3 separate regions of the Mus musculus genome follow, and all the other regions are linked to region 1. A link is a loop called in an ENCODE intact Hi-C map of the cell type or tissue named here. Cell type or tissue: gastrocnemius. All regions are shown on one strand. Links, peaks and the distances in the headings refer to the core of each region. The heading gives the core; the rest is flanking DNA. Region 1 overlaps Cdc14a (CDC14 cell division cycle 14A). Region 2 holds the start of Lrrc39 (leucine rich repeat containing 39). Region 3 holds the start of Mfsd14a (major facilitator superfamily domain containing 14A).

Region 1 (7,434 bases), core at 1,589-6,588:
TCTCACAGATGTTCAGGAATCTCCGCACGATGTTATCGCTGGGGGTGCTGCCGTCTATGAAGAACAGGTCATAGTGCTCGAAGCCAGCGTCTGTGAAGCGCTTCGCCTCGTAGATCTTTTTGTTCAATCTCACGATCGTGGTCACGTTGTTCTTTTTGAAGTATGGAAAGTAGGCTTCGGGAGCGTGGAGAGGGTAACCTACAGGCAAACAAGGGACAGTCAGCAGAAAACCACAAGGAGCCATCAAAGTAGCGGCTGACCTAATTGAACACCAGAGGCGACTACAACCTACAAAAATAAAAAAATAAAAATGGCAGCCTCTGGATGACTGGCCAAGAATCCAGAATCCAGGAAGCATAATCTTGGAGACCCCAAACAAAGGCAGTTCCGAAGTACTCAAATGGACAGAGCAGTGCTGGGGTGATTTGGGGCGACATTCCTTCTTGAACAGTATTCTTTAACAGATTCGTTTCAGCTACAGCGAAGGCTTTTTGGAAGCTAGAGGTAGCGTTTCCATCTATAACACCACTCCCCGTGAAGCAGGGTGGTGATTAATTATCATATGCAATGTCCGAGTCACACCTTGTAAGCTTTCTCAAAACCATCTCCTTAAAATAACAGCTGGGAACTGTGGGATGGAGGTCCAAGGGTGCCACTGGACAAGAGAAATATGATCAAGGGCCCTAGTGCACAGCATGTTGCCTATAGTTAAAAACAGCGTGCGGGACTGGATCCATGTGTTAAATTTGACGGTCGCTTCATAGTATATACATAATTTTAATCAATCATATGTGTAGCATAAACATATGCATGTCCAATAAAAATATTAGTATTTCAAAGTAAAGTTAAGAGAGTAACTTTTGGTAGACCCTTTCTTGACAGTGGGGGGAGACAATCTCCACGTGTCCTGGCATGTCCCCCAGCAAGCAAGCATTCTTGTTACTGATCTACTCTTGGCCGGTCATCCAAAGTGACCACGGGAATTTGGGTCACTGAAAACCTTGCCTTGCAGCCCAGGGGTTAAGAGGACTAATTTCCTAACACACCAGTTACCACCAATCACTCATTCAGGATTCACCCATTCAGGGTTCGCCAGCTGCTGGCAGATTCCTGGCAGCCCAGGCAAGTGAAGTGACCTCATTCACAGGGATCACGTGCTCCGGAGTATGACCCCGAGGGGATCACGTGCTCTGGAGAAAGAATGACCCCGAGGGATCATGTGCTCCGGAGTATGACCCCGAGGGGATCACGTGCTCTGGAGAAAGAATGACCCCGAGGGATCATGTGCTCCGGAGTATGACCCCGAGGGGATCACGTGCTCTGGAGAAAGAATGACACCCCCCCCCCCAGATCACGTGCTCCGGAGTGAACCAGAGGGTCTCCATACTATGCTCTTGGCTGCACCCCTGCTCACCCTGTCATTTTTAAAAATTTTCTCTCAGCTCCAAGCCAGGCTTCCAACTCAGTCTTTGTAATTCTGGGTCCACCTACTACTCCATGCAGACTACCCTTCTAGCATACTTCCGTTTGCTCTCAAAGTAGGAGAGATGGCAAGACAACCAAAGGAAACCTTTCTTCCCGTCTGTCAGCACTTCAGCCAGAGCTCCCATCTCGGCTTGGCATGCCTTGAACCGGCCAGATGTCTTCCCTGACAGCAGAGTCTCTGGTGCATTCCCTTCAGAGCCCTGAGGACCAGCAGAGGCTCTTCCTCCACGGGCCTCCGTCCTCCCAACTCCCCTTTGTTTCTTTCATCCCTCAGCCTCAAAGGAACCCACTACCTTCTCCATCGCCCTCTGCATCCTTCGTTGCTGTCTTTCTTCTTAGTCTCACTGTAGCAAACTCCCTGTACTAAATTTCCTCTGAATGCCTAACATCAAGAACTCTGATGACAGATGCTGTTGGAGACGTGTGGAAAGTGGAACTTTTATTCAATGTAGGTGGGGTGCAAGCTAGTACAGCCATTGTGGAAATCCTCATGGAGATTACTCAAAACATTAAAAACAAATGGACCGTAGGACTTAGCGTACCACTCACTATATCCAAAGGACTCCTATCACAAAGATACCTACACATCCATATTTATTGCTGCCCTATTTACAATAGAAAGGATTTAGAGCCACCCTAGATGTCCATGAACAGAGTGGATAATGAAAATGTGGAACCAATTCACAATGGGATGTTACTCAGCTGTAAAGAAAATGGAATTTCCAGGGGGGAAAAATGGATGAATCTGGGATGTATAATACTAAGTGAGGTGTCCCAATCTCAGAAAGACAAAAATCCATATGTTCTCTTTCATCTGTGGATCCTGGCTTGTAATATATACATGTATGTATGGAAATGGATGTCGTTACAAATAAAGCCTAGAAAACTAGGAAAGCAAGAGAGGGTGAAAAAGAGGTGCTAGTGATAAAAAAGCAGAGCAAGGAGGGACTGACATGAAAGTCAGAATCACCAGGGGAGGTAACAAGAGAGGGCTGGGGTACCGGGCCATGGGAGGGATGATGGAGGGCTGGGCATCAGCAATGGGAGGGATGATGGAGTGGGAGGGATGATGGAGGGCTGGGCATCAGCAGTGGGAGGGATGATGGAGTGGGAGGGATGATGGAGGGCTGGGCATCAGCAGTGGGAGGGATGATGGAGGGCTGGGTACCAGCAGTGGGAGGGTTGATGGGGAGGAGACTCTACTTAAACACACTTCTTTCAAAAATAGCACAATAATATCTAAGACTGTGTGTGCTCATTTAAAAAGATTAAATAAATAAATTTTTTAATGAGTAAATAAAAATTCCTTGTGGCTGGAATCCCTGGCCATGGTCCTGCTCTCCTATGTAAACCCTGCAGATACATTGTTTCTTCACCATTTCTAGTTCTCCAGCCTTCTCTTGCCATTAGTGAGCTACCCCACACAGTCAATAGATGCCGTTCACTTAGCATGGTATCAGGACATTGATATAATGATGATGACAGTAATAATACCTAATTTTATTGATCACTTGCTATGTCCCCAGGCGCCAAAGTACTCTATCTGGATTATCTCACTAAACCACACAGTTACAGAATAACTAGTGCCTGGATAGCTTACCATGCACACATAGCTAGCCAGCGTTTACACCCTGTAAGTCACACTCTAGCACCTGTGTGGGTGATTGTTTCAGGTAAGGCTCAATCAACGCCATTCCATTTATCAGGACACCAAGTAAGAGAACAGGACAAGCTTTTTTATTAGAAAGAAAGAAAGAAAGAGAGAGAGAGAGAGAAAGAGAGAGAGAGAGAGAGAAGGAGGGAGGGAGGGAGGGAGGGAGGGAGGGAGGGAGGGAGGGAGGGAGGGAAGGAGAGAGGGAGGGGGGACTTTGAATTAATTAAAACCAAGAAAAATCATCCAAACGTGTGGCAATGTCACTGTCATGTTGTGAGGGACTGGTTAGTCTTTTAATATCAATCCACCCAGGGTTGATTGGTCGCTCACCCAACCCTTACCGAATCTTGCCACTAGATGGAGACATGACATCAGTGAAGCACAGGACCCAGAGGTGCTAAAGAACAGGCTAAGGAAACAATTTCAGAGCTAAGAGACTTCAATTCATCGTTTCCCAGACTTCCCTTTAAAGTTGGGAAAGTGGGGGAAAGCTGAGGGAAATGACTGTTCTAGGTATGATAATAAGGTAGCCAGAACATTGGGATAAAAAGACAATTGTGTAGCTGCTGAGGGACCTGCCACCTTGAGGCCCTTCATCCATGTCTCTAATCCTATCCTCACTAGCTGCCCAAGACGTGGGTCTGTCCCCTCATTGGGCTATACAAGGGAACTAATGCTTCCAGAAGGAAGGACGCTCACAGCAGGTTCCACAACCAGTAAGGGATGGGGAGCCAGGCCTCCACCTGCCTACAACGCTGCGCTTATTAAATGGACAAACAAACACTTTGAATATCTGGAATTCTGTCTCAAGCTACCCTCCAACTGCGGCTCCAGGGACTCTGATGGCCTCTTGTGACCTCTGTAGGGGATGTGCTCTGTGTACACACCACCCATGACATACCTTCCCACACACACATATACACATAATTAAAAATAAAATAAACCTGCTTTAAAAAAATAAAATATAATAGAAGTTTAGCATTTAACACACAAATTAATACTGTTCAATTTTGAAAATTATGAACAAATATTCCTCAAAGGATATTAGCCAAGGAAGTGAATTATATATGGAAATACATTATGGAGAATGTAATGAAAATGAACTACAATAGATGTTTACGTGACACAGGAAAAAATGACCTACCATTCTCAATCTTGCTTTTAGGATGCGGTCCACTGAACGCTAAAAACTTTCCTGGAACGATCCAGTTGAAGTCTCCGTTTTCAACTCGCTGGCAGAATTTTGTGAAAAAAGGAAAGAAAAATAGTTTATAGTGTTTCTACAGTTTAAGAAGTCCTTACAAATAACGTGTCACACCGTCAGTACTAGATTAATGGGACTTACATAAGGGGAAACTAATATATAATAATAGATATAAAAAAACACTATAGTATCACCTCATTTAAGAAAAGTTTCTACTCAGATGATAAAAAATACAGACTGTATGAAAGGTTGTTTGTCTGAAAGTAAACTTGTCAGTCTGCAATGAAATTTTATTCCAGGAAAAAAAAAAAGCACAAAAAACAAAAACAATAGGTCGAGGTAAGGGAAAATATAAGGACTCTCATGAACATAGCAAGGAGGCTTTAAATAGTGAAAAAACTATAACTATCTGGGTCACAATAAACACAATCGCTTTTATTCTTCTTGTTGTTGTCGTTGTTGTTGGGAGTAATTATGCCTACAATCAATGCTGCTTTAAAGACTGACAAAGGGCAGGAAGGAGGGACGAGACACCATAAACCTCTCGGCCACAGTCGCCTGCAGAGGGCGCCAAGCCCAAACAAAGGCAAAAAAAAAAAAAAAAAAAAAGGCAGGCGCTTCTAGCCCTGGCTAACTGGTGACCCTGGGAAGCTGACTTAACTAGGTCTGACCTTCCAAATGGACTTTTCAATGAAATCTTTCTTTGACTGTTGACTATCTTTAAATAAGTTTTTAAACCCTATGAACCCAAATAAAATGTATCTGCTGGCTGACTGATGAATACTTGTCAACCTTTGGTCAGCAAACTCAATGTGCTCATCAGCAAAGGCCTACAGGCCAAGAAATGGCTCGCCTTCCCACACTCCAGCACCTCCTCCATCCTCAGTGGCTTCCCTGTCCTTGTGCTACTAACCCATCCGGACTAGGACATGGATTGGTGAAACCCAAGACTTTGCCAGTGACCAGGGGGCTCCTATGTAATACATTAGAAAATATTCACACCCCCACACCCAACTCCACCCCTGGCCCAAGTCTCCATCTACATCAGGAAAGCAGCACGTTTCTGTGTAAAGAACACTTCCTCTGGCGTGGCGGCCTCCACGGTAGGCATCTAAGCCAATTAGAGCTTGGACTCTTTGGCAAGTACAAAATAAATATGTATCAAATACGCTAGAACATCAAGGCAATCAGAGCCACTACCTCACTTATGTTATCCACTGTCACTTCCATGAAAACCAAAACCTGACTGGCCAATTTATATTCCTAAAACATAATAACATCTCTCCAATCGTTAAAAAAAAAAAAAAGTATTTTAAAAAAGCTTTATATGGCATCTTGAATGTGTATCCACTATAGTAACCCAAAGATAAAAAACAAAATCACTCTACAACACCCTATAAATCTTGGAGATGCATAAGCAGATGTGTAGCTATCTCTTTATAACAATTGCTAAGGGATTAAACAATTTGTTTAAATAAAAGTCTAAATGAATGATCTACTTTAGAAAGTGAAGAATAAACATGAGCTTCAATTATCAAAAGACAAAAGCATGCCCTGATCAATAGTGGAAGACAGTGGCTTTCTGTGTCCACTATTTCTGTATTCTTGGCCACTAAGGAGGACAGATGAATTTATTGAATATATTTATACCTGTTCATTTTGATTATAGTTATCTGCTTGGTTAAATAGTAACCTTTTATAATCGATCATGTGAATAGAGACAGTGAGATAAATTCACTCACAGAATCAACAGAATTGTGTTGGTAAACCTTCCTACCTAAAATGGTGAACACTGGGGAACACCTGGCTCTATTTGGCAGCCTAGGAAACGTTGCTAAAGTTAAACAATGAGAGCTTAGATTTAAATTTGAAAGAAAGGTCACAGCTTTTAACTGACCTAATACATAAAAGATTGCTCCGGTAATGTTCCAGAACAAGGATCTATCTGTATGTTGCAAGATACTTGATCATGTTGTAAACCCCAAGACTGTGTTATTTACTGAAAAGATCTGTTTCTAGTTGTGGTGGGGCTCAGCCCTTAGCACACACCTTTAATACCAAACGATGATGGTAAAGTTAGTTTGTAATTAAGAAGTGCCCATGTTTGAAAGTGATATCTAATGGTGTGGCAGACAATAGAGAATCAGAGAGAGATTTGACAGAAGAGGATAAGCCCAACTCTTGGGAAAAGAGAGAGGAAATGAAAGCTATGAAAGAACAGGTGCAGACAGAAGGAGGAGGCAGCTTTACTGGGACGGTTTTACAGAGATTGGCTGAAAAGAGAACAAGCTAGACACAGGTCAAAACAAAATGAGCCAGAGAATGAGAAGGAGCCAGAAGATTAGAACAGATTGCCCAAGTCATTTTGAGGCCAAGCGGAGCGATTCAGGAGAGGCCAAGAGAAGAGCAAAATCGAATCTGTCAACTTGAAGAGGCATTTGAGCCAGAACTGCTGAGTTGAGCCAGCTAGCCAGAATTCAGAAAGAACTAGGAAGGGGTGAGCTTATTCAACAGTAATTCTCAGAGGCTGAAAACATTCTAGATTAGATTGTCCAGAGGCTAGAAATTTCCAGGACTAGGCCTAAGTTAGCAGACAGAGGTAGTAAGCCTCAGAGATGACAATTGCATCAGGCAACTAAAAGTTACTTTATATCTGTGCCCCTTTCCCGGTGATTTCTACAATTCTAACATGCCAATGACAGAATATTTAAAATGACACAAATCTGTTGTCCTAATTAAACTTCAAAGAATCCAGATCAGGCAGGAACTTCAGGTACTTTCTAACCCTACCACATTTTGTAAAAAAAAAAAAAAAAAAACCACGTAAGCAGGCATGAGACGTGAACATTGATTTAGCCCCGGCTGAGGTAAAGCTCCCTACCCATCAGATACCAGTTAGAAAGCCGCACGTGACCTACACTGTAAGATAGACGTCTCATTCCTGCGATGGGTGTGTTTAGATACTGTAACGCACCATACTTTAAGATTCTCCACTTCAGATTTCCCTTGAACAGCCAAGTTGCTGTTCCTAGAATGGAATCTGACTGGAAAGTATCAGTTTCTATACTCGCAGAGAATATATTTATGTCTG
Region 2 (7,434 bases), core at 863-5,862, 230 kb after region 1:
AGAAGTGGGAGTGGGTGGGTAGGGAAGTGGGGGTGGGAGGAGGTCATGGGGGACTTTTGGGATAGCATTGGAAATGTAAATGAGGAAAATACCTAATAAAAATATTAAAAAGAAAAAAAAGATACAATTTGCAAAACACATGAAACTCAAGAAGAACGAAGGCCAAAGTGTGGACACTTTGCCCCTTCTTAGAATTGGGAACAAAACACCCATGGAAGGAGTTACTGGAGCTGAGACAAAAAGATGGACCATCTAGAGACTGCCATACCTGGGGATCCATCTCACAATCAGCCTCCAAATGCTGACACCATTGAATACACTAGCAAGATTTTGCTGAAAGGACCCAGATATAGCTGTCTCTTGTGAGACTATGCTGGGGCCTAGCAAACACAGAAGTGGATGCTCACAGTCAGCTATTGGATGGAACACAGGGCCCCCAGTGGAGGAGCTAGAGAAAGTACCCAAGGAGCTAAAGAGATCTGCAACCCTATAGGTGGAACAACAATATGAACTAACCAGTACCCCCCGGAGGTCGTGTCTCTAGCTGCATATGTATCAGAAGATGGCCTAGTTGGCCGTCAGTGGAAAGAGAGGCCCATTGGTCTTGCAAACTTTATATGCCTCAGTACAGGGGAAAGCCAGGGCAAGAAGTGGGAGTGGGTGGGTAGGGGAGTGGAGGGGGGGAGGTATAGGGGACTTTTGGGATAGCATTGGAAATGTAAATGAAGAAAATACCTAATTAAAATAAAATAAAGGGGAAAAAAAGAAATTTAGCCCTGAGTCTAAGGTAATTAAGATGAAATTTAAATGTATTGAATTTTATCAGGAGACATTAAATGGCTGATAATAAAGAGCAAAACTCACTTGTCACACACACACACAAAAAAAAATACCCTCACTGTATCATTTCTCATACAGTTTGTGCATATTACAAATGATCATAAAAGCCGGGCCTGTAGGCTTGCACCCACGGTCCTAGCTGGGTAGAAGGCGGAGGGAGACGAATCTTTTTTGAGCTCTAGAACTTCAGATCAACCAGAGCAATGCAGAAAGACTGTCACCTGAAAAATCAAATCAAATCAAATCAAATCAAATCAAATCAAATCAAATCAAATCAAATCAAATCGGGTCTGGAGAGATGGCTCAGCTGTTAATATCTGTTGCTCTGACGACAAAACAAGGTTGCTTTCCCGACCACCCACGGGATGGCTCATATCCGATCTGTAGCTCCAGTTCCAGAAAATCAGGTGCCATCTTCTGACCTCTCTGGGCACCGCAGACATATCCGCAGGTGACACACTCATACACATGAAATAAACCCTTGGAGAAAGAAAAAAAGGAGAAGATGGTTGATTTTTTTCAAACTGATCATAAGATTTTCTCAAAAGCTGGGCCAATACCAGAAAACAGTGTTGCATAATTCACACTAATTTCTTGGGAAAGATTAATTATTTCCATAGAACTGAAAGTGGCCCACCAATATGAAGCAGAATAAACACCTCCTTTTAATTTGTTGTGCACTTGATACCTCATTCAACATACGGGGAAGGTCTGGGATGTAGCTCAGTTGACGGTGCTTGCCCAGATTGCATGGAATCACCATGTAAAACCCAGCATGCCCTTAGCCCTAGCACCCCGGCTGATGCAGGAGGATCAGATGGAAGGTAAGTGTTGAAGACAATATGGAAACACTTATTCTCTGGTAGGAAGTGTGCTTTAGGATAGCCCTCAGAAAACAATCTGGGGATAAATATCTCAGTCTCTCTGTCTCTGTCTCCAGGGTCTCATGTAGACTAGGTTGGTCTTTATGGAGAAAACTCGATGAAACCCATTATTTTTGTAGAAACAATATATGCTAACAGAACATGATATTATAGAGTTCTGAAGAGCTGTGGGTGTGGCTCAGTGGTAGAGTGCATATCAAGCATACGGCAAGATCCTGTGTTCTAGCACAGCACTAAAGCATTGTGTATGCGTCTGTGTGTAGACATAACATAAAAATTAGATAGTTTTGAAAGATCCTGACAGAGTGTAAAAGGTCACAGAAGCCCTGCAACTGGCAAAATAGATTTCATTGTCAGTAGAAATAGCTTCACTGATTTAGAAAAATAGAGGTGCACAATGCTCTGGCTGCTCCTTGAACCCGTGTGTCTGCCAATGTTCTGACCGTTCCTTGAACCCAGGTGTGTGCCCACTGCTGCACCTCACTGCCAGGTGTTTATGATATTGGTTGCTATATTGGTTGCTGGGATAGAGTCGGAAAATCTCCCCAGCAACCACAGTCGGGGCCAATCCGTAGTTGCTGCACCTTCATTAGACTCTTTCCTTGTTTCCCTCCCATACCCATTTCTTTTTTTTTTTTTTTTTTTTTTTTTTTGGGCAGGACCTAGGTTTATTTCAGTCTATGAAAAACTAAAATTCAAAGAAAATTAAATCTTGCTTAAGGGAACATTGTAAAGTAACAATTCTTGATATCACGTGCCTCTTATGATCCATCTGAAAACCATAGAGAATTACATTGTTTTGTGTGTCACTGTTCCAAGAGACAAAACAAATTTAAACAGCTAAACCATCTTAAAAATGCACCAAGCTTATGAAGTCTCAAACAAAACTTTAATTTCCTGTACATACTCCTGTCAGATGAAGTTATTTCCTGTACACCACTTTTGCAAACTGATCTTCTATTTCCTTTCATTTGACCTAGATCAGCTACGAGACCTAGAGAAGGATCGAGACGGCTTGTGATTTCTCTCACGAGACAGAGACCTTTCTCTTCTCCTATCTCTAGAAAGTGACCTGCTCCGGCTTCGGGAAAAGCTTCTCCTTCTTGGGGATCTGCGCCGAGGTGGAGGACTCCTCCTGCGGTAATCATCTCGAGGACGACGACCCCAAGAGGGAGGCGGCCCACGATTCCGACTTCTCTTTTCATCATTCGACAGTTCCACTCTTACACGGCAGCCACACAGTGTTCTTCCATCTAGTTCCCGGACAGCATCAGCAGCATCTCGGGGATCCTCAAATTCGACGAAAGCAAAGCCAGGAGGGTTTCGAGCAACCCACACACTTCTGAGTGGTCCATAATAGCCAAAAGCCCGTTCTAATTCAGTCTTGTTTCCATTATTTCCAAGATTACCTACATAAACCTTACAATCCAAGGGACAGGAATCACGATGCATTTCGAGATCCTGGGTTCAAAAGGCCCAAGCTCAAATCCTAACGCTCCGACAGGCCCACCCGCTTCCCTCTGGCTCTGCTCCTACAGATTCTCGGTCCCGCGGCGTCACGAAATGGCCCCCATACCCATTTCTTGAGGAATCAATCATTTTAGAATAGACATTGTTTAGATCTGGAAATCCCCTACTCTCCCCCTTCTCCTTTCCCCCCTGAGGGCCTATAAAACCTGGGACCCCTGTCCCCTCGGGGTTGACTCCTCTACCCCTGCGTGAGATATGAGTCGTCCCCAGAGCTCTGGTTTTCCCGAATAAAGCCTCCTGTGGTTTGCATCAAGTTTGGTCTCTCATGAGTTCTTGGGGGTCCACTATTATCCCGAGACTTGAGTGAGGGACTCCCTTCGGAGGTCTTTCAGTTTTACCTCTTATATTTTATCTGTGTACAGATGTGTACAGATTTTTAAAAGCTAAGAGTATAATTGTCTTTTTTGGTGTGAGAGGTTTCAAGACACTGTTTCTCTGTGTAGCTTTGGCTGTCCTAGAACTAGCTCTGTAGACCAGGCTGGTCTCAAACTCAAAGAGATCTGCCTGTGTCTGCTTCCCTGGAGTGCCGGAATTAAAAGTGTGTTCCACTACCACCTGGCTGTATGTATAATTCTTAAGAACATGGAATTAGGTCCTGTCTGTGGGAGCTGAGAGTTAAAAATGGAAAGTTAATTAAGTCTGAAGTCCTAGGCTTGAGAGTGTACCTGATAGCAGAAGGAGGTGGACTGGACAGGGCTTCAGTCAACCATTTCTCCCTGAAACTGAAGCTTAGGTGCAGCACAAATTGCGGTTCCTCGCCACACCTTCCCTATTCATTCATCTGAAGCACTGGGGCTTTTACTTCAAGGTAGTGAGGGGCTTTGTCCTGTTGCACATCAGTGTATTTTGAAGTTGCTTTGCTTCCAACAGATCCACTATGTTCTGTTAAGTATGTAAGATCTGTAAGTCATGAAAAGTGGACGGACTTTTAGAAAGAATTCTTTTCTGGCACTTAGAAATTGTTCTCCCTCCAAGAGGCCGGAGAGATGGTGCAGTGCTTAAGAGCACTTGCTCCTGCAGGAGACCCAGGGTCATTTCCCAGCATCCATGTGATAGCACACAACCATCCATCACTCCAGTTCCAGGAGACCCAACAAGTTCTTCTGGCCTGCAGGGCACTGCATGCATGTGGCACACAGCCATACATGCACACAAAACACCCCCCCCACACACACACAGTTAAAAAATTTAAATTAATTTAAAAAGAAATGGTTCTCCCAGAGACTTTCCTGGTGTTTGTAGGAACACACTCATGTACATTATCAGAGACTTCCCTGGTTTCTGTAGGAACACACTCACATACATTATCAGAGACTTCCCTGGTGTCTGTAGGAACACACTCACGTACATTATCAGAGACTTCCCTGGTGTCTGTAGGAACGCACTCACGTACATTATCAGTTGAACCTTTGCACAGAAGCCCCACGTGACTCTTGCTATTCTCAGCCTTGTCCAGGAGCTAAAATTAGAAGTAGGCTGACATGACTTTTCACTTGGTCACAGCCCGACAGAGTTTTAGTCATTTGGAGCCACACTGGGGGAAAAAAAAATCACCTTGGATCTGATTCTAGCTGAGAATCAGGGAGCTCTGGGCATGTTGGCTGCAGCAACCCCCTATGGTAAGTGCTTTTCCGAAACAATTTTCCTCCGTTCCTTCTGCTTAAAGAAATTACAGGTGACGATCTCACTGAAAAAGTTTATCAGCTGATCACAGATATAACTTCTGAGCCTTGTAAGGGGGCTGTGGTCACTTACCTAGCCGTCGTCCTCTGGGACACAGGAGATAGGCTTCCTGAAAGTTAGAGTTTAAGGTTGTGTTTCTTCAGTTGTTTAACTTTTGAAAGCAGCTGCCCCACCGTGTCATTGACACACTTAGCTCGCTGCTGTGCTGTGTGCCTTTCCTTCACAAAGGAGCTAGATGCAGAAATGCCTTGTTACAAACTTGTTTTTTTTCTGAAGCAAATCTGTCATGTTAAGGAAATTAGTATTAGAGATGACCAATATTTAATGTCAAGCAATGAAATAAGTTAACAAATGAGAGTTTATATAAAGATAATGCAATACGGAGATAGCTTGCATTCATGAAATATTTTAATTGTATATGGTTGAAAGTATTTAGTACATACATCAGCTTTATTAACATCTGATACAATAAATTCTAGGTGACATGTCCAGGCAGTAAGGTCCCCAGTACATGTTCTTCAAGGCTCCTCCTTCCACCTCCCACTCTCTTCTCTTATTTGTCCATTCTTTCCTGACTTCCTTTCTTTCCTTTTTTATCCTTCCTTCCTTCCTTCCTTCTTTCCTATTTTGGTAAGGTGTTGTGGTGTACCTAAGCTGCTCTCAAACGTACCATCCTCCTGCATCAGCCCATCAACAGACATATACTATTATGCCTGATCCCAAGGTCTCTTGACTGCAGAAAGATCTCACACTCAGCTCCTGTCTGTGGGCTCCGCGCACTCTGCTCACATCCCTCTCTAAGTAATACTCTGCATATTGTAGATGACAAAGCAACCCAAAGTTTTCTTCTGACAGCTCTTTTCGGGTTCCTTTTCTGACTGCCTCCATGAGCCTCAAATAATTTTAATTCTAATTCTACAATTTAGACATGATTAGCCAAACGTCCTGGGCCAAATGAAGGTATCCATGAAAAAGCAAAATTCCATGATGCATTCATTTTATTATTATTATTACTAATTATTATACTATTTTGAAAAATCATTGTTGGGGGACACTTGTTCATAGTGAGCAGGAATGTCTATACCTCGTATATCACCTATGCTCTTTGAAAGTAGTTACAACCAACTCACAGTTCCACCAATGCAAAGCACTGGGGGAATCCTCTCACCCAAACTTTCACCAATAGTTGGTAGAGTCAGTCTAGTACAATTGGCCATTTTGATGAGGTATGTATAGATAGTTTACTATGGTTTAATCTATAGAATCTTAAGGCTAAGTACAGTCTGTGGGTTTTTGTTTTGTTTTGTTTTGTTTTGTTTTGTTTTGTTTTGTTTTTGCCATTTGGATTTCCTGGGCTTTTCCTACCTTGCTGGTTTTACTTGGTTGCCTCTTTTTCTTCCTTCTTATTAAATGTTAGATGCAAACAACGGGTTTCTCCACAACATCGTGATGCACACGTGGAGCACACGCTGGTCACAGCCACATTTCCTGTGGCCTCTGCTACTGTACTCTCTGTCTTCTGCACAAGCCGTCTCCTGTTTCCTAAAAGTTCTCCTACTCTTTCTCATAAAAATGCAAAACAGTTATCTACTTACTTTGTTATTTCTAAAACATAGGTATTCCTGTGTACATTGCTGTGGAATTGTATACCACAGATGTATTTCTGTGTGCATTTCTGTGGAATTGTATACCACATATGTATTTCTGTGAAATTGTATACCACATGTGTGTGGATGCCTTTGGAGGTCAGGAGAAGGCATCAGATCCCCATGAACTGGAGATAGGCAGTGGGAACGTCAGGATATGGATGCTGGGAACCAAGCCTCAGTCCCCAGGAGAGGAGCAAACGCTCTTAGTTATGGAGCTGTCTCTCCAGCCATCTTAAAACAAAACAAAACCAGGCTTAATTGATTTCCTTGTAGGAAGCCTTATGTTGTAGACACAGCTGGGGCCTGGGGCCTCTGCATGCTGTCAGGCTGGTGGCAACCACCTTTACCTGTGGAGCCATCTTGAGGGCCCCAGACTTGCCTAATGTATCGTAGCTTAATTACTTTCCCATAGCTGGATGCAAGTCTGGTTGCAGGTTTTCATTATCATGGACGACATGGTAACAAAGGAAGCGGATTGGACAGCAGTTCCTGTTCCAACCATGTGTGCTCCCTTGAGGGTTAGCTTCCTCATATGAATACTAAAGGCAACAAAAATACTCACATCATAGTTTACATGGGTTTAAAATAAGGTATGGGCTGTGGGGGCACACACCTTCAATCCCAGCACTTGAGTGGCAGAGGCAGGTGGAGTGGAGTTCGAGGCCAGCCTGGACTACAGAGTAGGTTCCAGGATAGCCAAGGCTGTACAGAAAAATCTGTCTCAAAAAGCCAAAATAAATAAATAAATAAATAAATAAATAAGTAAAATAATAAAATAAGATATGGCATGCAAATATATGTGGAATAGCTGGACGCAAACATCACCTCTCATGATTGTTATCAATCAT
Region 3 (7,434 bases), core at 1,499-6,498, 330 kb after region 1:
CAAAGCACATCACCCGCTGAATGAAAAAATGCCCTTATGTAATGCAGCACTGTGTGTAATGGATACAAGGCCATGAATAGTTTTAGAAAGGTAAAGTTGTATGTCTAAATAAAAATAACTTCATAGTCTTAATGTAAGCCACATGAACAAAATAGTGATTTATTTTACTTGTTACATTGTATAAATATTTCATATATGTGTGTGTGTGTGTGTGTGTGTACACATAGTGTAAATATTAAATATATCTCCCCTTAGCTTAATAAGCTTAGGTAAGTACTTTTAAAATTCAAGGGGAGAATAAAATCTGCCAGAAAAATATAACAAAAAAATTTTGCAAACAACTTTAGAGTGAACTTATCTGGCTAAAAACTCCTAATACACACTGAGTACTGTGGCTCACCCATAAAGTGCTTGCTTAGCATTTGTGAAAACCCGGGCTTGTATTTCCAGCAACCTCAACAAAACTCCTCATGCCTACCATCACACAAGTTAATCTGATTTACCTTTGTTCTACACTACTTAAAGCTGCAACAAATTCGCCTTATCCAGGCCTCAGTGCAGACTGAATACAACTTCAAGGGAAAATAAATAAATTAGTAGCATACGCTGAGGGTGCGAGTTCACGGCAGACAGAGCACTTGCCTAGCACGTGCGAGGCACGGCACGGCACGCACACCCATTCAGAAGCTTCATTCACTCTCAGCTGACAACTGAACCTACTCTAATTCTGCCAAATCACCAGCAAGTATCGGTTTCAACAAGATTCAAATTGGTTGAACAAACTAGGAACATTAACCCTAAAAAACAATAAAGAGACTCAGATCACTCATTGATCAACTGTATCAAATACTGTTCAAAGACTGCCACAGGATCCAACGGTATGTCGTCTTTAAAGGCTCGAATTGTAACGTCAGTAACAATATCTCCACAACGATCTACAACACAACACACAAGAGGAAACCAGTCAATTTTTCCCTTAACAAAGGGGGTGGGTTGGAGTGGTGAAGACTGGAGAAATGCCCAGGAGTAAAGCTCACCTGCCACCAGCTCTTTCACAGGACCCTAGTTTGATTTCTGGGACCCATATGGCAGCTAACAACCAACCATAACTCCAGTTCCAGGGGATCTGATGCCCTCTTCTCTTCAGCACTCACATGGTGAGACATATATGCAGGCAAAACATCCATACATGTGAAATCAAAGCAATGTTCACAAGAGTAGTCTAATTTATATACGTAGACAGGCAGAAAAGCAGTGTCACCTTAAACCAAACACTCTCTCTCTCTCTCTCTCTCTCTCTCTCTCACACACACACACACACACACACACACACAAGCTATCCATCCATCTACCCACCCATATACTAGAGGCCCAGTGGGATTCAATGATGACAAGAGATAGTACCGGTGTGCTTAAGAATGGAAACTGCCGGTACTATTAAAAGCATGGTGGCGCACGCCTTTAATCCCGGCACTTGGGAGGCAGATCTCTGAGTTCGAAGCCAGCCTGGTCTACAGAGTGAGTTCCAGGACAGCCAGGGCTACACAGAGAAACCCTGTCCTGAAAAAAAAACAAAACAAAACAAAAGAATGGAAACTGGAGGAGTGGCTTAGCCATTCTGGCTGAGCTGCACTTGTGGCTCTTGCAGAGTACTGTTTCTCAGCTCTCACACGGCAGCTCAAACCCAGAGGACGGAATTCCCTCTTCTGACCTCCTCAGACACCAGGCAATCATGCTGAACGCATACATACATTTAGGCAAAAACACTTGTGTGTGCGATTGCTCACAGCTCTCCACATGTGTGTGTGTACATCTTTGTTTTGTTTTTGAGACAGGGTTTCTTTGTGGAGTCTTGGCTGAACGGAGTTTACTCGGTAGACCAGGCTGGCCTTGAACTCACAGAGCTCCACCTGCCTCTGCCTCCCGAGTGCTGGAATGACCACCTGGCTCATAAATAATCTTAAAAAAAAAAAAAGGCAGAATGAAAAGGAAAGTGAGGCAGAGTAAGATGGGAAAGGACGATGTTCTTAAGACCTGACTTTCAAGGAAAGTTTTCATTGATTTAGTGTGCCACCAAGACATTTTTACTAGTAAAAAGTATTTTGTGTACTAAAGCAAGCTAGAAATTTGCTATATCTTTATAAATAGCAAAAAGACTTAAACAAACAGAACCTCTTCTCGCCAGGCATGGCAGCACACACACCTATAATCCCAGCACTTGGGAAGCACAAGTAGGAGGGTCCTAAGTCTGAAGTCTTTCTGAACGACCTGAGATCTGTCCTCAGACACAAAGCAAAATCCCAACAACAACAAAAACATGTATCTCTTCTCAAAGTCAGAATTTGGAATGACTCTTCTGGAGGCTGACATGAGCTCTAAGTTTGATCCCTACTATCTCATCAAAAAAATATTTTACAGAGCAAACCAGACAAAAATCCAAACATTATAAAAGGTCTGCTCCTGCCGGGTATGGTGACGCACGCCGTTAATCCCAGCACTCGGGAGTCAGAGGCAGGCGTATTTCTGAGTTCGAGGCCAGCCTGGTCTACAAAGTGAGTTCCAGGACAGCCAGGGCTATACAGAGAAACCCTGTCTCGAAAAACCAAAAAAAAAAAAAAAAAAAAAAAAAAAGGTCTGCTCCTTAATTATCTTGCTTCTTGTCTTTTGCAAAGATTGGTCTTAAATAGCACCTGGTTTTTGAAAATATGCTTCGTTATAAGTTTCTCTCTCTAAACCTGACAACGATATTCTTTCCTCCCAGTATAGCTCCTACTAACTTGGTCAAGACAGCTAATGAGAATTCATCAAAGTAATACTTTGATCAGGTACAGTAAGAAAATCTGGAAAGCTCTGAACCCTCTTTTTTCACTAAAAGTCAAAGCTATGACAACTAATAAATCTGACAGTTAACTGAACATATTCCGAAATCGTTCCATATGTCCCAAGCTTTCTAAATGATGGCAGTTGGACTAGGCCATGTTCTCAAATGTCAAAAGAAAGTTGTCATTTATTTCAAACTGATTTCAGCAAATCCTCCGCGGTGGCCTACTTACATATTTAGTGCTTTGCTAGCATTGATCAAGGCTCCATTAAACTACAAACAAATGGAAAGAAACAATGTCTGCAACTTCACCACAGAGACACATCTTACTTTTCCATTCTATTTCGGAACGCGATACCAAAGGAGTCAGCAAAGATCAGAGTGTAACGCTACAAACACACAGCACAACAAAAGTGTACGTTTGTTTTCCAATGACAAATCCTATATCGACGTCTGGTAGCACACTGCACAGTGCATAAAGTTTTCTGCGAGTAACGACTGTCTAAAAGGCACATTTTTAGCCTCAGTCCGCCTGCCAGAATCTGTCTCCGATCCTCACGCCATGACCAATTCTAAAGACTTATTTTGAGGCACAAGGTGAAGATTTCTCTAACGGAGAGGGCCCCAGGGAAGGTCAGGCTTCCGACGCCGGGAGAGGGGACGAGCCCACTCCCCGACAAGGTAGCCGAACAGCTCCAAGCCGCTGCTCCGGCTCCCGGCGACCGCGATGGGACAACGCACGTACCCTGGCCCAGCGGGCCGCGGCGGCGGCCACCCGCCACAGCATACGGAGCGCAAGGCTGCCCAGCCTCCCCGCGCGCCGCGCTGGGCCTGGCGAGGCTGCGGAGGGGCCGCCGCCTCCTCCCCGAGGCCGGGCGCACGTGGGCCGAGGCCGCAGGCTCCGAGACGCAGTGCCCCGCCGGAGGTACCAGCAGCGTCCAGGGGAGCCAGGCCGCGGAGGCCGCAGGCCGAGACCGCGGCAGCGCCGGCGGCACGGAAGGGCAGGGCGCTCTCGGCCCAGCGAAGGCGGAAGCGGGGGGAAGAGCGAGCCGGGCCCGCACCCGGGCCGTCCTGCGGCGCGGAACCAGCAGCACTCACCGTGCCTCCGTCCTTAATGATGATCTTTTTGGCCAGCATGATACTGCGGTTCGCGGCCCGTTTCTTTTTCTTCCCCTGGGTCATTTTACCATCCTCGACTCCCGGCGCTGCAGCAGCCACTCAGGGGGCGGGCGGCCCCAGCGGCGAGTGCGGTCCCGCCACTACTGCCGGGCCGAGCCGCTCAGGGCGCACGCCGCCATCTTGAGGGCCCGGCCTGCCTCGGGCGGCGCGTCACATCGTGCGATCGGCTGAGTCGCTCGCCACGCCCCCGTGACGCAGCCACGCCCCCGCAGTGCGGGCACGCCCCTCCAACCCTGCAATAGCGGAGGACTGGGAGGTGCCGCGGGAGCGGGTGGAGCCAGGTGCTTTGGCTGCCTAGCTTTTGCCCTCTAAGGCGCTGAGCGATGGCTATTTTAACAGTTTTTCCTTCACAGATGAACTCAAGTTCCGAAAAGTTTTTACCTACTCAAATCTGACAAATAGTTTCTCAGATGCTCAGGCGTCCCAGGCTAATAGCATCCGCATCAAATGCATCCCCACCAAAACAGAATTGAAGGGGACAACGGGAAAGTTTTCCAGGAATGGTCAGTAGCAGGTAGAGGAGTTTTAGCTGTTGATCTGATGCCCAGCTAGGTCATGCTGGCTTACATACCCCCACGTACCAGTACATTCTCTCCCAGTGTAAACTAGATGCCATACTTTATAGGCTTTTAAAAATTGGTTTGACTAGAAGACTGGTAGAAAGAGCAGACAGGTGGAATATGAAATGTGATATTAACAGTACTGACATTTACTTTGAGGCAGCACATTATGTAGACCAGGCTGGCCTCAAACTGAGAGATCTCCCTGACTACCTCCCATATTGTGATCAAAGTCATGTGCCACCATGTCTAGCAAAGTCTTCATTTTGGTAACTGTTGGAAAACTTTCCTTTAAATATACCTTCAGTGCTAGGTATGAACGAGCACAACACATGCTTTCCCCCATCAAACTGTTCGATAAAGGGGAACTGGAAACAAACCAAACTGTGGCAACAGCGATCCTGGATGTGGTGGCTCTAAGTAAGATAAATGTTCCCAAACTCAGTGATATTCCTCCCTGGGAGAAGTGGAAGGGGCTCCCTCCCTCTCCTGGCTTGTGGCCTGGTTAGTGATGGATGACCTTGTTTTAACAGGGCAAAGCAGAAATGACAGCACTGACTTTAGAGGAGAGGTCATAAAAGGTACTGTATGTTTTTGCTAGGCTCTTCATTTACTCCAGTCAGGGGTTGCCGATTGTTATGCCATAATACCAGAGGAACTATGGAGAGGTGCTGCCGTTGAGCTGAAATCTCCTTCAAAGCTTTGTGGATTATCTTGGAACGAGATCCTCTATGCCTGGTCAAGCCTTGAGCTGACTGCAAACTTTATGAGACCTTCAGCTATGAATACCCAGCTTAGCCACATTACTGGGATGGGGCTGTAGCTGGTTCTTTTGGAGTGCTTTTCCTGTAAGCATAGGGCTGCGGATTCTATCACCAACAATCAGTGAACCCAGCATAGAAGTGGATGCCTAGATCCTGGCATGAAGGAGAATCAGGAATTCAAGGACAAATCTGAGAGCAGCCTGGGTGTGGGTGGATTCTTCAGGCCACTGAACATCAGGCTATTTATTACATGGCCTAAGTAACTATTAGACAAGGTAAAGGAGAAAGCAGGGGGCACACATGTGAGGGTTACTGTAGCTTTTCTGTAAATTTCAAAATAAAATGTTAAAAATAAACCTGGTTGGATGTTCTGTTTCTTCTACTTGCATGCTGACAAGAAATGGAAAATAAGCCAGTTTTCATGGATGGGGAAAGAAAAGCATCTTGGGTGGTAAGGATTTTCATCATACTTACTTTAAAAATAAAATTCTCATATAGAAACTTCCTTGAAGTCCAACTTCAAGCTGTTGAGAGTGGGAGAAACTTCATAACTAAATCCCGAGATCATATTTTGCATGGGTGTAGAGGATTAAGAAGGTTGTTCTAAGGTAGGCGTGGTGGTGCATATCTTCGGTCCTGGCATTTGTGTTGTAGAGACAGTGTGACCAGGAGTTCAAGGCCAGCCTCTACAGCAAATTCAAGGTTAGCCCCAGGCTACATGAAAACCAGACTGAGCTGGGCGTGGTGGCGCACGCCTTTAATCCCAGCACTTGGGAGTCAGAGGCAGGCGGATTTCTGAGTTCGAGGCCAGCCTGGACTACAGAGTGAGGTCCAGGACAGCCAGGGCTATACAGAGAAACCCTGTCCCGAAAAACCAAAAACAAAATAAAATGAAAGACTGGAAAAAAATACTATGTGGTTACTCCAACTTTTTATGACCTCCAAAAATCATACTTCAGCTATATCAAAGTTACTTTTAAAATATGATTGGTTATTGTCAGTTATTCAAGCTATTTGAATACCTACAATAGTGCTCACCGGTTCTTTTTAAGACTAGGATTTAAAAAATAGTGTGTATGCTCCCATTAAATAGAAATAACATACCCAAAAAGATCTGACAGGGTAGAACAAGGATGTCAGTGTTCAAATCCTTGAGTGTCAGTGAATTTACTTAGGCACATGGACAATTAGGTGAGAGCCAAAGCATGAAAATAGTTTAAACAAGTTAGCAAATGAGCCCCAAAGCAAAGTAGGTATCAAGGTGATCACTGAATACACAGAGCTCAGAAAAAGCCTTACAGAACAGAGAACACGATCGTGCAGGAAAAGCAGCACTGTAAACGTAGTGACACATATGCTTGCCTTTCAGAAAGAAACCGAGCTATAACCTGGTGGAAATTACTCCCCACAGAAGGCACTTGCCAATGGAGTGGGACAAACATAGGAACTATGCAGACTTCTTTGTGAACTGTAATGTTTCACTTACATAGTTTTTAAGTTTTGAGTTTGGTAAAAAAAAAAAAAAGGCGAATTCAATAATAAAAGCTTACATTTATAAAACTAGATACAAAGGCCGGGTGTGCTGGCTCACGCCTTTAATCCTAGCACTCAGAAGGCAGAGGCAGGCGGATTTCTGAGTTTGAGGCCAGCCTGGTCTACAAAGTGAGTTTCAGGTAAGCCAGAGCTATACAGAGAAACCCTGTCTCGAAAAACCAAAAAAAAAAAAAAAAAAATCATAAAACTGGATACAAATACAAATAAAAACTAATGAGCCTATTTCTGTTGCACTAATAACCATGCAGAGAAGACCTGAATTCCATTTTGTTTTTTTCTGAGACATGGTCACACCACGTAGGACTGGCTGGCCTGGAACTCACAAAGATCATTCTGCCTCTGCCTCCTGAATCCTGGAACCAAAAGGGTGTGCCAGACGGCGAGAGGGGGAGGGAAAGGACTGTGGGAGTAGTGGGCGAGCAGTGAGTAGGATGTAAAGTGAGTAAGTAAAAAAAAGTGCATGTTGTCATGCCTGGCCTTACTTTAAGCACACTAACTTTTAAATACATGTTCTTTGAATGTACATCTTTAGTGGACAGGCTACATTCTAATAATA

The links. Hi-C counts contacts between places; a loop is a spot of excess contacts. Peaks named below come from ENCODE experiments on the same cell type or tissue, not always from the same donor. Only the 100,000 strongest peaks of a DNase experiment are listed, where the experiment ranks them.
Region 2: it touches region 1 in a loop (2.8-fold over the local background); 12 of 42 quality-filtered maps call a loop at or near these places.
Region 3: it touches region 1 in a loop (2.9-fold over the local background); 1 of 42 quality-filtered maps calls a loop at or near these places.

What each region holds. Positions count from the first base shown.
Region 1 is chr3:116,328,512-116,335,945 of GRCm38, forward strand. It overlaps Cdc14a (CDC14 cell division cycle 14A), which reads right to left. Exons shown (of 16, transcript NM_001080818.2): 8 at 4,284-4,371; 9 at 1-198. Among named protein-coding and RNA genes, the nearest start is that of Gm46839, 74 kb to the left of the region's middle. In gastrocnemius, for the core only: CTCF peaks have their summits at 3,495 (motif pointing right) and 4,898 (motif pointing right); DNase peaks (open chromatin) are centred at 1,676, 3,491 and 4,903; H3K27ac peaks cover 244 bases.
Region 2 is chr3:116,558,251-116,565,684 of GRCm38, forward strand. Lrrc39 (leucine rich repeat containing 39) reads left to right here and starts at 4,733. Exons shown (of 9, transcript NM_175413.4): 1 at 4,733-4,873. It also overlaps the pseudogene Gm9761. In gastrocnemius, for the core only: no CTCF peak of the experiment used is centred there; a DNase peak (open chromatin) is centred at 3,257; H3K4me3 peaks cover 1,918 bases; H3K27ac peaks cover 2,443 bases.
Region 3 is chr3:116,658,476-116,665,909 of GRCm38, forward strand. Mfsd14a (major facilitator superfamily domain containing 14A) reads right to left here and starts at 4,202. Exons shown (of 12, transcript NM_008246.2): 1 at 3,920-4,202. The coding sequence starts at 4,003. In gastrocnemius, for the core only: no CTCF peak of the experiment used is centred there; a DNase peak (open chromatin) is centred at 4,192; H3K4me3 peaks cover 2,891 bases; H3K27ac peaks cover 2,957 bases.